Linked DNA regions of Homo sapiens: region 1 is linked to region 2. Evidence: chromatin contacts called from ENCODE Hi-C or POLR2A ChIA-PET data. All regions are on one chromosome and are shown on one strand. The core of a region is the stretch at or near the end of the contact, and the rest is flanking DNA. Distances in the headings are between cores, read along the strand shown.

Region 1 (6,301 bases), core at 199-2,698, 81 kb after region 2:
AAGAGAAGAAATAAAATGCCCGGAAGAGTCAAAACAAAATAGTGGCCTATGTAGGTATGTGACTAGGGCACCATGGGGCTGCCTCAAAGCTTGAACTTGTGGCAAGAAGAACAAGTGAGTTGATACCCGGTGGGATGAAGGAAGGTTCTTCCCCTGGCCTTCGCCTACCTGCAGGCCATTTGCTGCTTGATCTCCAAGTGGCTCCTTCTCTGAACACCAGTTAGTTTTTTGAAGCACATTTGCACCTCAGGATAAATGTCGTGGCAGCAGGCCTGTGTGCCCTAGGAAGGTTGATGCAGCCTGTGAGCGGGGTGGAGGTAGAAGGAAGATGAAAAGCTGGGGCAACTATGCCAGAGACACACTCACGCTCTGCCCCAGTGAGCCCAAGGGGCAAGAAATGACTGGCTGAACAGACGACTGATTGAAAGAGCAAAAGTACCTCCATGCCAAGTCCCTGCACTGTTGGTGGCCTGGTTGCGTGTGCGCCAGAGGCAGCTGTGATATGGGCAAGCAGAGCACCCTAGAGCAAGAGCCTCCTCCCCCACAAGTCCTTGGGCAAGTCACTTAACCTTCGCACACCTCCATCTTCTCCTGGGTTAGTGCCTCACACTGCCCGTCCTCGGGAAGAAGTGGACCCAACCACACGAGGGATGGAAGTGCCAACAGGAGGGTGCTGCAGCTACTCGGGCAAGCCACTCCTCCCATGCTTCCTCCAAGGAAGCTTCTCTCTTCTCTTTTGGGTGGGAGTGATTCTGTTGAATAATAAAATCGAGAACCGAAGCATTAGAAGGACCCGGGACATGTACTTTCATCCTTGGAACAGTGATAGAACAGAAGTAGTCATGCGGGCTCCTGGGAGATGTGAGGTCTGTCCCAGCAGGGAGCAGCCACATCAAAGAAGGAAGCAGGCAGAGCTTCCAGCAAACAGAGCTCCCTGACTGGGCCTCTTTCCTTCTGTCCACTCAGAAACCATTAGAGTCCAGCCTGATTGCACAAATGGATCTAGACAGCCCCAGGAGGAGCCATCCCGACACAATGCTGCCACAAGTCTGAATAATGCACACATTCACCCTTATGTACCCACAGGAGGTCTTCTGGATTTTTATAGCTTGCAGATAAAGATCCAACAACATCTGGATTTTCTCAGATGTGAGAAGCTGGTCATAGATTGGTGTCATTTAGAAGACAAAACATGAGATTGATGTGTTTTAAAAGCACGCAGCGGATGCTGCACACAAGAAAGGCGTGGTTAATGAGCACTCCAGGCCTGCGTTTCAGCAGGGTGTGCCAAAGAATGATGCCTCATGAGGCCTCCTCCATCATCCTCCATGTAGCGCCTGTTGTGTGAGCTGATCCACCGAGCTCCCCACTAGGTGAAGCATGAGTTGTCGGAGGTCTGGGAGAAAGGAGCAGCTGTCTCTGCCGTGGCTGCTGCAGGGACACTGTGTAGGCTCTGTGCCCTGGTCTGCATCAGAGGCTGGGGCCTGGGGCGCCCCAGTGGGGACTTGCAGACGATAGCTTTAGCTGTTGAAAGGCTGCAGTGAAAACACCAGCTCTGGCAACTGATCCTGCTTTTCAACATTGTCTGCAATGTTGTGTCTCATAAATATAATATACTAGCAGAGATATTGACAGTTGAGGGTGTTAACTTTCTTAGCCTGTGTGTTCATTCCAGACAGCACCAGAGATAATCAAACTGACTTCTTTGGTTTTCATCACATGAAACCATGGCTGTTTTGTTTTTCTGCTGAATGCCTGCTCCCAGCTGTAGCCCTGGCCCAGCCGCCTTCCTGGGAGAGGGCTGGGCAGGACAGAGCTGAGGGTGGGCAGGTGCAGCTGGGACTTCCCTCCCTCTGTTCTGCCCTATGCCCATCCTTAGTCCAAGGGCTGGGTATTGTTCTTTGGTGATTTTCTTATGTTTCCAGGTTGCCTTTTAGGGGAAGCTTGTTCATTCCCAGCCCTCACTGGCTGACCCACCTCAAAGACCAGGGCTGGCCAGCCCCTTCCGCAGCCTCAGAGCAGCTCTCTAGCCTCCAGGGGTTTGTCCTGTTGTAGGAGCAGGTTGCATCCTGTGCCTCTCCCTGCAGCTTTCACTGCTCTTGCCTAATTAAATAATCTGTAGTTTCCAGGACAGTGGCAGAGGCTGATGGAGGAGGGAGGGTTTTTGCTCCTTAAGAATCATGAGATCATGGAGCAGAAAGTTACCCCCTCCTCTTGAATCACTTAAAGTATTGTGCCCTGGGGCTTAGAGCTAGGGATCCTAGCTGCCAGTGCTTGGAGATGAGAATTGCTGAAGATTTGCCCAAGGGGCATCAGTAGCTTTTGTGGAGTAATGCTAGCCAGTGATGCTTTTGATATTTCAGCACAGTTTAGTAGATGATTTATGGAACCAAGCAGTGGCTCCAGATAGCAAGGATCCTAGGCAGGTATGGGTCAGTAAGTCGGACAGGGTGTTATTAGGCCTCCCTAGTGGAAGAGTCTCTTGGATAGGAAGCCTTAAGCCTGGGAAGGCAATTAGGGTTTCAGAGTTTCATTTACTGTCCTCAAATATACATTAAGCCCTACTTTGTCCTCTGCACAAAGATGTATTTGATGATCCCCAGTGGCACAGAGCTAATCCTGCCTGGGGGTTAATCCTGCAGTTTAATCTCCTGTTCATTTCTGTCTGACTTGAGTACCCGGGGTCCATCAGTCTTGTCCATCATTTCCAGGTGAGGCGGAGCAGAGGTTTAATGGAGGTGTGGGATGTTTGCATTACGCTAGGTCAATTCCATTGTCCTTAAAAAATGAGAACCTTTCTGATTTGAAAAAAAAAAAAATTAATCTTGACTATTTGGGGGAATGGAAAAAAAATCTATAAACAAAAACATAAAGTCATCCATAATTCTATTCCCCATTGATAAGACCTGTTAGCGTTTTAGTGTATTTGCTTCCAAACATTTCCAAGACAAAAATATTTAATCTTGTTGAGATGATATTAAGTATATATTTTTAATCCTACATTTAAAAGGTGAATGTTTTATGAAAAATTTTGTCATTAAAATTTTTTAGTAATCACGATTTTTAATGGCTACACAATATTATATTAACTTTTAGTGCAAATGAAAATTTATGTGCCTGATTTCTTTCTTCCCAACATTTTATTTTGAAAATTTTCAAACAGATAGCAAAAAGAGTTCTGTAGTGAAAACACCTGTTATCCCCACCATTCACACTGTATGTTAACATTGTACTATACTTGGTTTATCACATGTCTGTCTACCCATCTTTTTATTCATTTACCCATCGTATTTTTTGGTGCATTTGAAAATAAATGGTAGATGCCTATTCACTTTCTCCAAAATACATGTTGTTAACTAGAGCTAAATTTTTGTTTATATCTTTTTTGAGTAAACTCGTGGACAGAAATGCACAGATCTTAGTTCACATTCACTGAGTTTTGACAACTGTATATACAAAGTTTTACTACTGTAATGGTGTACTCTATAATTAGAATCATACTTAAAGTCAAATCAGAGGGTCTGTAGGGTATGTTGGCAGATTAATATAAAATAGTATGAGGAGTAACTCAGAACTTTCCTATGTGCTCTTTGACAGTTAAATATTTTTTCACATTACATGCATCTGAAAAACTGATGATGGGTTTTCTCTGAAAAGAGGGCAACATTTTAATATATCATTTATTTGTATGATTTTTCAGCTTTGTTTTGTTTTCAAAGTAGTTCTAACTCTCTTGCTTTATTTCATGAAACTAGGAAATAATTTGCCTCTCTTGATGGACTGGTAGATTTCCTTCCATTAGACCAATGGCAGAGGTGGGAACAGATTCTTTTCTTCTCTTTTTTTTTTTTTTTTTTTTGAGATGGAGTCTCGCTCTGTCACCCAGGCTGGAGTGCAGTGGCGCGATCTTGGCTCACTGCAACCTCCACCTCCCAGGTTCAAGCAATTCTCCTGCCTCAGCCTGCCGAGTAGCTGGGATTACAGGTGTGCATCAGCACGTGGGCCCAGCTAATTTTTGTATTTTAGTAGAGATGGGGTTTCACCATGTTGGCCTGGCTGGTCTCGAGCTCCTGACCTCAGGTGATCCACCCGCCTTGGCCTCCCAAAGTGCGGGGAATACAGGCATGAGCCAGCGCGCCTGGCCAGGAACAGAATATTTTCTAAAAGACACAGCCTTATATTCAGTCTGACAGGCAAATGTCATGTTTCTACAGACTTTTCAACTTTTATAAATGCCCAAGGGCCCATCTGTAGGGGTTTCTCAAATGTAGGATTCTGATTCCATATTTCCTACTATGCTCCATGGTATTGCTAAGTGCCAGCATGGATGTGCACAGAGTTGGGATTCTTGCAGTTTGGGGGAAGGATACTTTGTTTTTGGTGCAGTCATCATTATGGTTTTGTCATGGTCATCAGTTACAATTTTTCTTTGCACTGTAGTTATAATTTACAGTTTTACTTTATTACCTTTGATTTAGTTTATTTTGCAATGTTTGGTTCAGAGTACTATGTGATAGTATGTTTTAGCCAAAACATACCTAGTTTTTTCCAAAAACTAGGCTTCAAGGTACATATCACAAAGGTTAAAATGAGCCAACCAGCTCATATTGCAAAGCAAATGTATGTCATGTTCCCGAGTTTGCATGTGCAGGAGAAAGTGGCATTTGCTAGGGGGTGTGCTGGGCATCTGTGTCCATCCCAGGTGGCCTGGTGACCCTGACCTTCCACTTGCTGGCCAGGCTGTTGCCTTTGGGGCCTTCCCAAACTCTTTGACTTGGATGCTGGGAATCCTGAACCATGCTCTGGCTCATGGCCCCACTCTTCTTTAGCCAAAGTGTCTCAATGTAATTTTCCTCTTCTTTCCCTCATTTACTTATAACATTTGTCCTCTAATAATAGTTTTCTGTCTTACTTTTCCAAATAAGGAATTCTGCTGTCTGCAGCCTCAGATCCTTTGAGAAATCATCAGTGCCAACAAATATTATTTCATAGCCATGCAGCACCTGCGAATGTAGCAACTTGTAACCATTCCTATAATAGTCCTTTGTGCTCTTTTGCTAAAGAAAGGCAAAGATTTTTTGGATGAGAAAAATTGGCAATTTGGGGCTAAGAAACCAGAAAACAGCCCAAATATGGGCGATTGGGCTATGAGAGTCCTGGAAGGTAGCTCTGAGGGTCTGAGGGCTGTGACCTTGAATGTAGGCTTAGGGTTGGGCCCAGGTTGGTGGCCCATCTCCAAGTTTAGGGGATCTTGAAACATTACCCAACTTTTGACTGTGTTTTAGTTTTCTTGTCTGTTACTCAGTGGTAATAACATATGCCTCCCCAGACTCTTGACAGGATTGAATTAGATTAGATATTGTCTTAGTCAGCTTGGGCTGCTGTAACAAAATATCACAGGCTAGGGGCTTAAAGAACACATTTATTTCTCACAGTTCTGGAAGCCTCAGAGTCCAGGGTTGAGTTGGGTTCTGGTGAGGACCTTCTTTCTGGCTTGCAGAAAGCTGCCTTCTCGATGAATCCTCCCGTGGCAGAGGGAGGAAGCTCTGGTGCCTCTTCCTCGTCTTACAAGGACGCTAATCCCATTGTGGGGGTTCCACCTTCATGACCTCATTGCAACCTAGTTACGTCCCAAAGGCCTCACTTCTAATACCAGCACGTTGAGAATTAGGGCTTCCACATAGGAATTTGGGGAGACACAAACATTTAGTCCATAACAGATGTGTAAAGAGAGTTTAGCATTGTGCCTGGCATGAGTGGGTGCCCAACACATATGGTAGTTGTTAATATCATTATCATCACTGTGCTCTTAACAAGGCCAAGGAGAAAGGGTTTCCTTTGCATTATTGCTAAGGAGGGTTTTCCACTGGATCTGAGAAGTGGATTTGTTTTTTTGGGTCCTGTTGTGTAATTCCAGTGCAAGGTGAAGCAAGCAGCTCCATGGTGTGAAAGGAAGCAGGCTCCCCGGAACTATTAAAGGGATAGGTGAAAACATAAATAAATAAATAATACCTCTTATGGCATAATATTTAGAATAAAAACAAATAAAATAAAGGGATGAGTGAACAGGAGGAAGGGGGAGGAGGCATCTTCCAGCCAGGACATAGTGCCCGTGGCTGAACGAGAGGCTAATTAATTCGCATCCTTCACATCTTCTGGCACTTAAATGACAACTTTAATATGGGTAAAATAATCTTTTTTTAAAAATTATTTTATATGATAGAGATGGGGTCTCGCAATGTTGCTCAGGCTACTCTTGAACTCCTGGCCTCAAATGATCCCCCTACCTCAGCCTCCCAAA
Region 2 (5,978 bases), core at 2,386-4,885:
GGCTGAATCCAGGAGTTTGAAGTTACAGGGAGCTGTGATCTACACTCCAGCCTGGACTACAGAGTAAGCCCCAGTCTCTTAAAAAAAAAAAAAAGTCAGGGCGCAGTGGCTCATGCCTGTAATCCCAGCATTTTGGGAGGCTGAGGCAGGGTGGATCACCTAAGGTTAGGAGTTCGAGACAAGCCTGATCAACATGGTGAAACCCTCTCTACTAAAAATACAAAAATTAGTTGGGCGTGGTGGCGGGGGCCTGTAATTCCAGCTATTCAGGAGGCTGAGGCAGGATAATCGCTTGAACCCAGGAGGCAGAGGTTGCAGTGAGCCGAGATCGTGCCTCTGCACTCCAGCCTGGGCAACAAGAATGAAACTCCGTCTCAAAAAAAAAAAAAAAAAAAGGGTGGGGGGCAGCGCAGTGGCCCACTTATGTAATCCCAGCACTTTGGGAGGCCAAGGCAGGCAGATCACTTGAGGTCAGGAGTTCGAGACCAGCCTGACCAACAATGGCGAAACCCCGTCTGTACTAAAAATACAAAAATTCGCTGGGCATGGTGGGGGGCACCTGTAATTCTAGGGAGGCTGAAGCGTGATAATCGCTTGAACTTGGGAGGCAGAGGTTGCAGTGAGCCGAGACTGTGCCACTGCACTCCCGTCTGGGTGATAAAGTGAGGCTGTGTCTCAGAAAAACAAAACAAAACCAGAAGTAAAGAGGGGAAGAAAGTAGAGGGGACAGGAGGAAAGGAAAGAAATCTCCCTGAAGTGAATAAATCCACATATTCAAGCATTTGGATTACAGTTAATGGGGTGGTTTAGACCCTTGAGATCAAGGTGCAATTTTACGCATCTGCAATTTTTCTGCCACTTTTTCTGTAAGAAAGAAAATCTTTGACCAAATGGTTACACTTCTGAGGAGTGTGAAGAAGGAGAAGTGTGTCACTACTCCCTGGTGTCCTGGGCTCACAGCCCTGAGGTCCCACCTGCTCTGTGGGGCAGAGACTGTGCTGGCTGTGCAGCCTCTCCATTCAGAAGAGCATCCTTGGCAGACTGTGCTATCCCACTAGACACGGTGGACCAGAACCCGCGACTTGATTTCCTAAACTCCTGATGGGAGAAGAAAGAGGTGAAGAAGAAACTAATTTTTTTTTTTTTTTTGAGACAGAGTCTCGCTCTGTCGCCCACGTTGGAGTGCAGTGGTGTGATCTCGGCTCACTGCAACCTCCGCCTGGTGTCCACTGTCTGTCTTACAATGTGTCTGGTGTCTTACACATGGTCCTACATAAGACAGTAAGACAAAGGCCGACGGACACACAGCTGTCATTGCTTCCCATCCACTCCCACCCTCTCCTCCACCAGTTGGGCTGGGGGCAGACACCTGACCCAGGCTGGGTCAGTTGGATTTTCTCTCTCAGGAGCTTTGGAACACAGGTCCTGAGAAAAGGAGCTGATGTGCTACAGGCAACAGAGCTGCAGTGTCATATGTGGTCATAGCTTGAGCTATTATTGCAGTAGACCAAAGCCATGTGCAGAGAAATTACAGAAGGCGAGAGAAGCCACGAGTGGGCCAGGCTACATCGCTTGGGGAGACAAGCAGACACAAGGAACTCCACAGTGCAGAGAAGACAGAGGTCTCTGATTTTCCAGCATGATGTGGCTGCACGCTGTTTCATTTCTCAGAGGCCTGAGGGAGTAACTGTTATATCCTTAGTAAAACCATCTTTTACTTAATGTTGACTCAAGTGGGCTTGTGTTCTAGGTGTAAAAAAGTGAAAAGTGTATGTCCCAAATCTAATCTAGGGACAGAACCTAATTTTATGTGATGTAATCCCCAAACTTCTGGGAAGAAACTGACTTTTTTTAATTTAAATTTTTTTTTTCATTTTTCTTTTACCATGCAAGACTTCATCACAAGAAATCAACATTTTTGATTTTGAAAAATTAAGGCAATTTAATATTAAACTTTAATGGGGTTAAGACTTGTTCTGGGAAACCTGTTTCTCACTCACCCAGTCAAGCAAGACAAAGGTGACCTTTAATCAAACATCCTTTTCAGGTTGTATCTGGCCCCTTGATGACCATCTGATAACCACCTTTTTTTTTTCCCTGTAAAATGTCCCTGCCAAGAGAAAACTGTATTATTCTTTTTTTTTTTTCTTTTTTTTTGAGATGGAGTCTTGCTCTGTCACCCAGGCTGGAGTGCAATGGCACGATCTCGCCTCACTGCAACCTCTGCCTCCCAGGTTCAAGTGATTCTCCTGCCTCAGCCTCCCAAGTAGCTGGGATTACAGGTACCCACCACCACTCCCGGCTAATTTTTGTATTTTTAGTAGAGATGGGGTTTCACCATGTTGCCCAGGCTGGTCTTGAACTCCTGACCTCAGTTGATCCACCCGTCTCAGCCTCCCAAAGTGCCGAGATTACAGGCATGAGCCACCACGCCCAGCCACAAATTGTATTATTCTAACAGGGGCCTTTTCCTTTGAATATAAGATTGTACTAATCTCATATACAAATTGTCTGAAAGTTTTCTCAGGCAAGGACAATGAGGCAAGCTCTGAGGCAGCAGATGTCTCAATGTTCTCCTCAGCAGTGGTCTTACCTGGGAACTTGCTAGAAACGCAAATTCTCTGGTCACGATCGAACAACTGAATAGGAAACTCTGTAGGTGGGACCCCACAGTGTGAGATCCAGGTGATGCTGACATGCATGACATTTAAGAACCTCTGTACTCGGGACACTGAAGCTCACATAGTGCTTGTTGGATTCCTCTAAAGACTGAGCTTGGGTTGGGTTGTACAGGAGTGAAGGGTGTAACCAGAACAGGCTCCTTGCGCGATGCACACAGCACGTCAATCCGCTAAGACCACCAGGTTGCAGCAGAGAAAGAGGTTGAATCATAGGGTCACTGAACAAGGAGATGGGAGGGAACCTCAAATCCACCTCCCCAAGGAGTTTGGGGCCAGGGTTTTTAAGGGTTTGGAGTGGGCCAAGACATGGAGCTCGTTGGTGGGATAGTGCAGGGTGAAGTCGTCGGACAGGGAGAGGAAGTAGCTGTGTTTTCAGGCTGATCCCTTCCTCTGTGGGGTCTTCAAACTGGGTGCTGGAACTCAGGGTCTGAAAAACATCTTAAGTTAAACAAAGTCCTCATGCTTCTAATGTCAGCGATCATGTCTATAAGAACAATGGGGAGGCAAATTAATTCTCACACAGTCTTCTGACCCTGTGTCAGAAATCTCAGAAACAATAGGGAGACCTATGGGTCAGGGTCTACGGCTTCATGACTTTCAGCAATAAGGCAGTGGGCCGGAGTGCAGCCTGCCTGATGCTGATTATAAGTATATTTCTGTCCAGAACCCAGCACGCAATTTTTGTTAATCCTGTGGGGACATATCCACATGCCAGTTTTCCATATTCTTCTTGGCTCAAAGTGGCCTCTCTTCAATAAATAAATGATCCCCTTGAGAGGGGCTTAGACAGTGACCCGGTGAAAAGCCTCCCACTGTTTCCACTGTGGACTGTGGAGCTTTGTTCAGACAACAGGCCCAACTGTGGCTCCACTGGCCCTGCGATAACCCTACACTGTTGGCTGGCCTGGTTCCCCGTCCAGAAGGAGTTTAATGAGGAGGTGAACATGAGCACTCCTCACAGCGAACGTGCCCGAGCAAGTCAGCAGGACTCAGATTTGCTTGCAGTTGTTAGCCAAGCTGATCTCCTGCTGACACGTTTAGCTCGGGGACAATGTCCTGTCCCCAGACAGGAGGCCTGAAAACTTGACAGATGGCAAGAGCTAGCATCTTTCTTTAGGATGAGAAGCAGGGAAGAAGCCCTCATAATTGGAGGAACACACATTTTAAGAAGGAAAAAAATGGCCACTCCTTACTAGATCATTCCTCACCAGCCCCTCCCGTCTTCCTCAGGGGAAAACTGCTTTCTCTTTCCTCTGTGCCCCAGGGCAGCTCCAACTCCTCCGACGCAGCACGATACTGTTATCCTTGCTTCTAGACTGGCTCCTTAATGAGACTCTTTGAGGGCCAAAGCAATGATTAGTCATCTTTGTGTTCTCTGTGTTTGGCAAAATGTATTTGCTGGATGAATGAGCTTTAACTAGGGCTGGTGCAGATGTTTGGGTGGCAAGGGGAGTTGGCTAGCAGATCCTAAAACCCAGGCAATCAGCCCTTCCTGACTGTAGATTCCCGTTGGCCTCGCACGCACACACACATATACACATCTTAATGGTGATTTCAGGACACTTAAAATTCCCTTTCAGTTTAAAAAACCTTTAAATGGGCCGGGCGCGGTGGCTCACGCCTATAATCCCAGCACTTTGGGAGGCCAAGGTGGGTGGCTCACCTGGGGTCAGGAGTTCGAGACCAGCCTGACCAACATGATGAAACCCTGTCTCTACTAAAAATTCAAAATTAGCCGGGTGTGGTGGCACTTGCCTGTAATCCCAGCTACTCGGGAGGCTGAGGCAGGAGAATCACTTGAACCTGGGAGGTGGAGGTTGGAGGCTGCAGTGAGCTGAGATCACGCCATTGCACTCCAGCCTGGGTAAAAGAGCAAAATTCCATCTCAAAAAAAAAAAAAAAAGCTTTCAATGGCTATGGTGGCTAGTTGCAATGGTCCATTCAAATAGAAGAATTAGTTTCCACTGCCTTACTCCCAAAGAACACACACATCTTACAGAAAGGTGAGATACTACTCATGTGTAGGGTCATTTCGGTTCCCATCACAGAATGCAAAGAAAAGCACTGGAAATTCAAACTGCATTGTGTCAACCTTATTGGTTCCTTCGGGGCTGCTGAGAAGTGTACTTATGTGTTCTCAGTGCACAGAGGTTTGCTAAGGAAATGTAGAGTGTCAGCAAGACCAGGGACACTGTTTTCTTAGTTGAGCGAGGTGGCTTTATTCAGGGACTTGGACATTTGCATATCAGCCTCACGATTGCAGGGACAGCAGGAGCTGGCATGAATTAGGCTGGTACTTGATATGCTAATTACAGTTCTCTATAATCTTTGAAGGCTGTTTGGAAAGAGAATTTAGAATTGGAGAGAATGGAAACGCAGTTAGGTTAAATGACATGCCCAAAGGTCTCAGAGCTAATCAATGGGAAATTTGCTACGTGTTTCCAATGTGCGAAGAATACTACATGCAATACCTCCTTTAATCCTCTCAGCAATTCTCTGGTGAGTATTTTATTACTATTATTGCCATGCTGTAAGGGAAGCCACACAGAGCTGCCACTTGCCCAGACTTACTCTGCTAATGAGTGGAGGAGTCAAATGAGGTTTGTTGAGATTTCGGCTGAGGTCAATCTGGTCCCAGAAAAGAACATTCGAAGGTCATTCTTGGCTTACCGGGAACAGAACTAAGATTGTCTCCATTTTTTTTTTTAATCACTCAAAGATTTTAATGCTCAGTTTTTACAAACACATTCAAGTTTCCATCCAATTTTCTGATTCGTAGCAAAATGTACTAGCTTTAAAAATGTGCATTCTTCAGCTTTCTCCTACACTTTTTCGCCTATTTTTCAAAACTGAGCACTGGGTATTTTTAACGTAAGTGATATTATGTTATATGTGCATTTTAATTGCATGTTTTTCGGAAGAAATGAAATCCATGATATTTTGGGTAACTCATAGTGTACTTATAAAATGAAAAGCTTGCTATCAAAATATACTTTTCACTGGGAAAAAGAAATAAAACAAACAAATGGATCTACATGAATTAAACATTGCCTTTGATAGATTTCAGTGCAGGACAGTCCAGAACAAACATATTTGCTCTTATTTCCCCAGAGCTGCTCAACTTCTTAGCTGAGTATTTCAATAATTTTTTTTTTTTTTGAGACAGTCTTGCTCTGTCGCCCAGGCTAAAGTGCAGTGACGTTATTTCGGCTCACTGCAATCTCCACCTCCTGGATTCAAGTGATTCTCCTGCCTCAGCCTCCGGAGTAGCTGGGATTACAGGCCTTGGTCACCACA

The links. Hi-C counts contacts between places; a loop is a spot of excess contacts on that map. ChIA-PET counts read pairs that join two places held with the same protein, here RNA polymerase II (POLR2A). Pooled maps may share reads with other maps.
Region 1: a map of endothelial cell of hepatic sinusoid shows a loop between it and region 2 (2.9-fold over the local background). The contact joins two enhancer-like sites. A Hi-C loop is called at or near these places in 4 of 168 maps with a recorded cell type or tissue (CD4-positive, alpha-beta memory T cell, Panc1, endothelial cell of hepatic sinusoid and 1 more) and 5 of 50 pooled maps. POLR2A ChIA-PET finds 5 or more read pairs at or near these places in 5 of 52 experiments (A549, BJ, CD8-positive, alpha-beta memory T cell and 2 more).

The regions. Positions count from the first base shown.
Region 1 is chr18:8,764,951-8,771,251 of GRCh38, forward strand. All of the region lies in intron 3 of MTCL1 (microtubule crosslinking factor 1), which reads left to right. Among named protein-coding and RNA genes, the nearest start is that of GACAT2, 60 kb to the left of the region's middle. RefSeq lists enhancers at 1,137-1,736, 1,737-2,334. Within about 2 kb of position 1,449, at least 2 of the 41 ENCODE cell types and tissues checked have a DNase peak (open chromatin) inside an H3K27ac peak, as active enhancers do.
Region 2 is chr18:8,681,841-8,687,818 of GRCh38, forward strand. No RefSeq gene overlaps it. Among named protein-coding and RNA genes, the nearest start is that of MTCL1, 21 kb to the right of the region's middle. Within about 2 kb of position 3,636, at least 3 of the 41 ENCODE cell types and tissues checked have a DNase peak (open chromatin) inside an H3K27ac peak, as active enhancers do.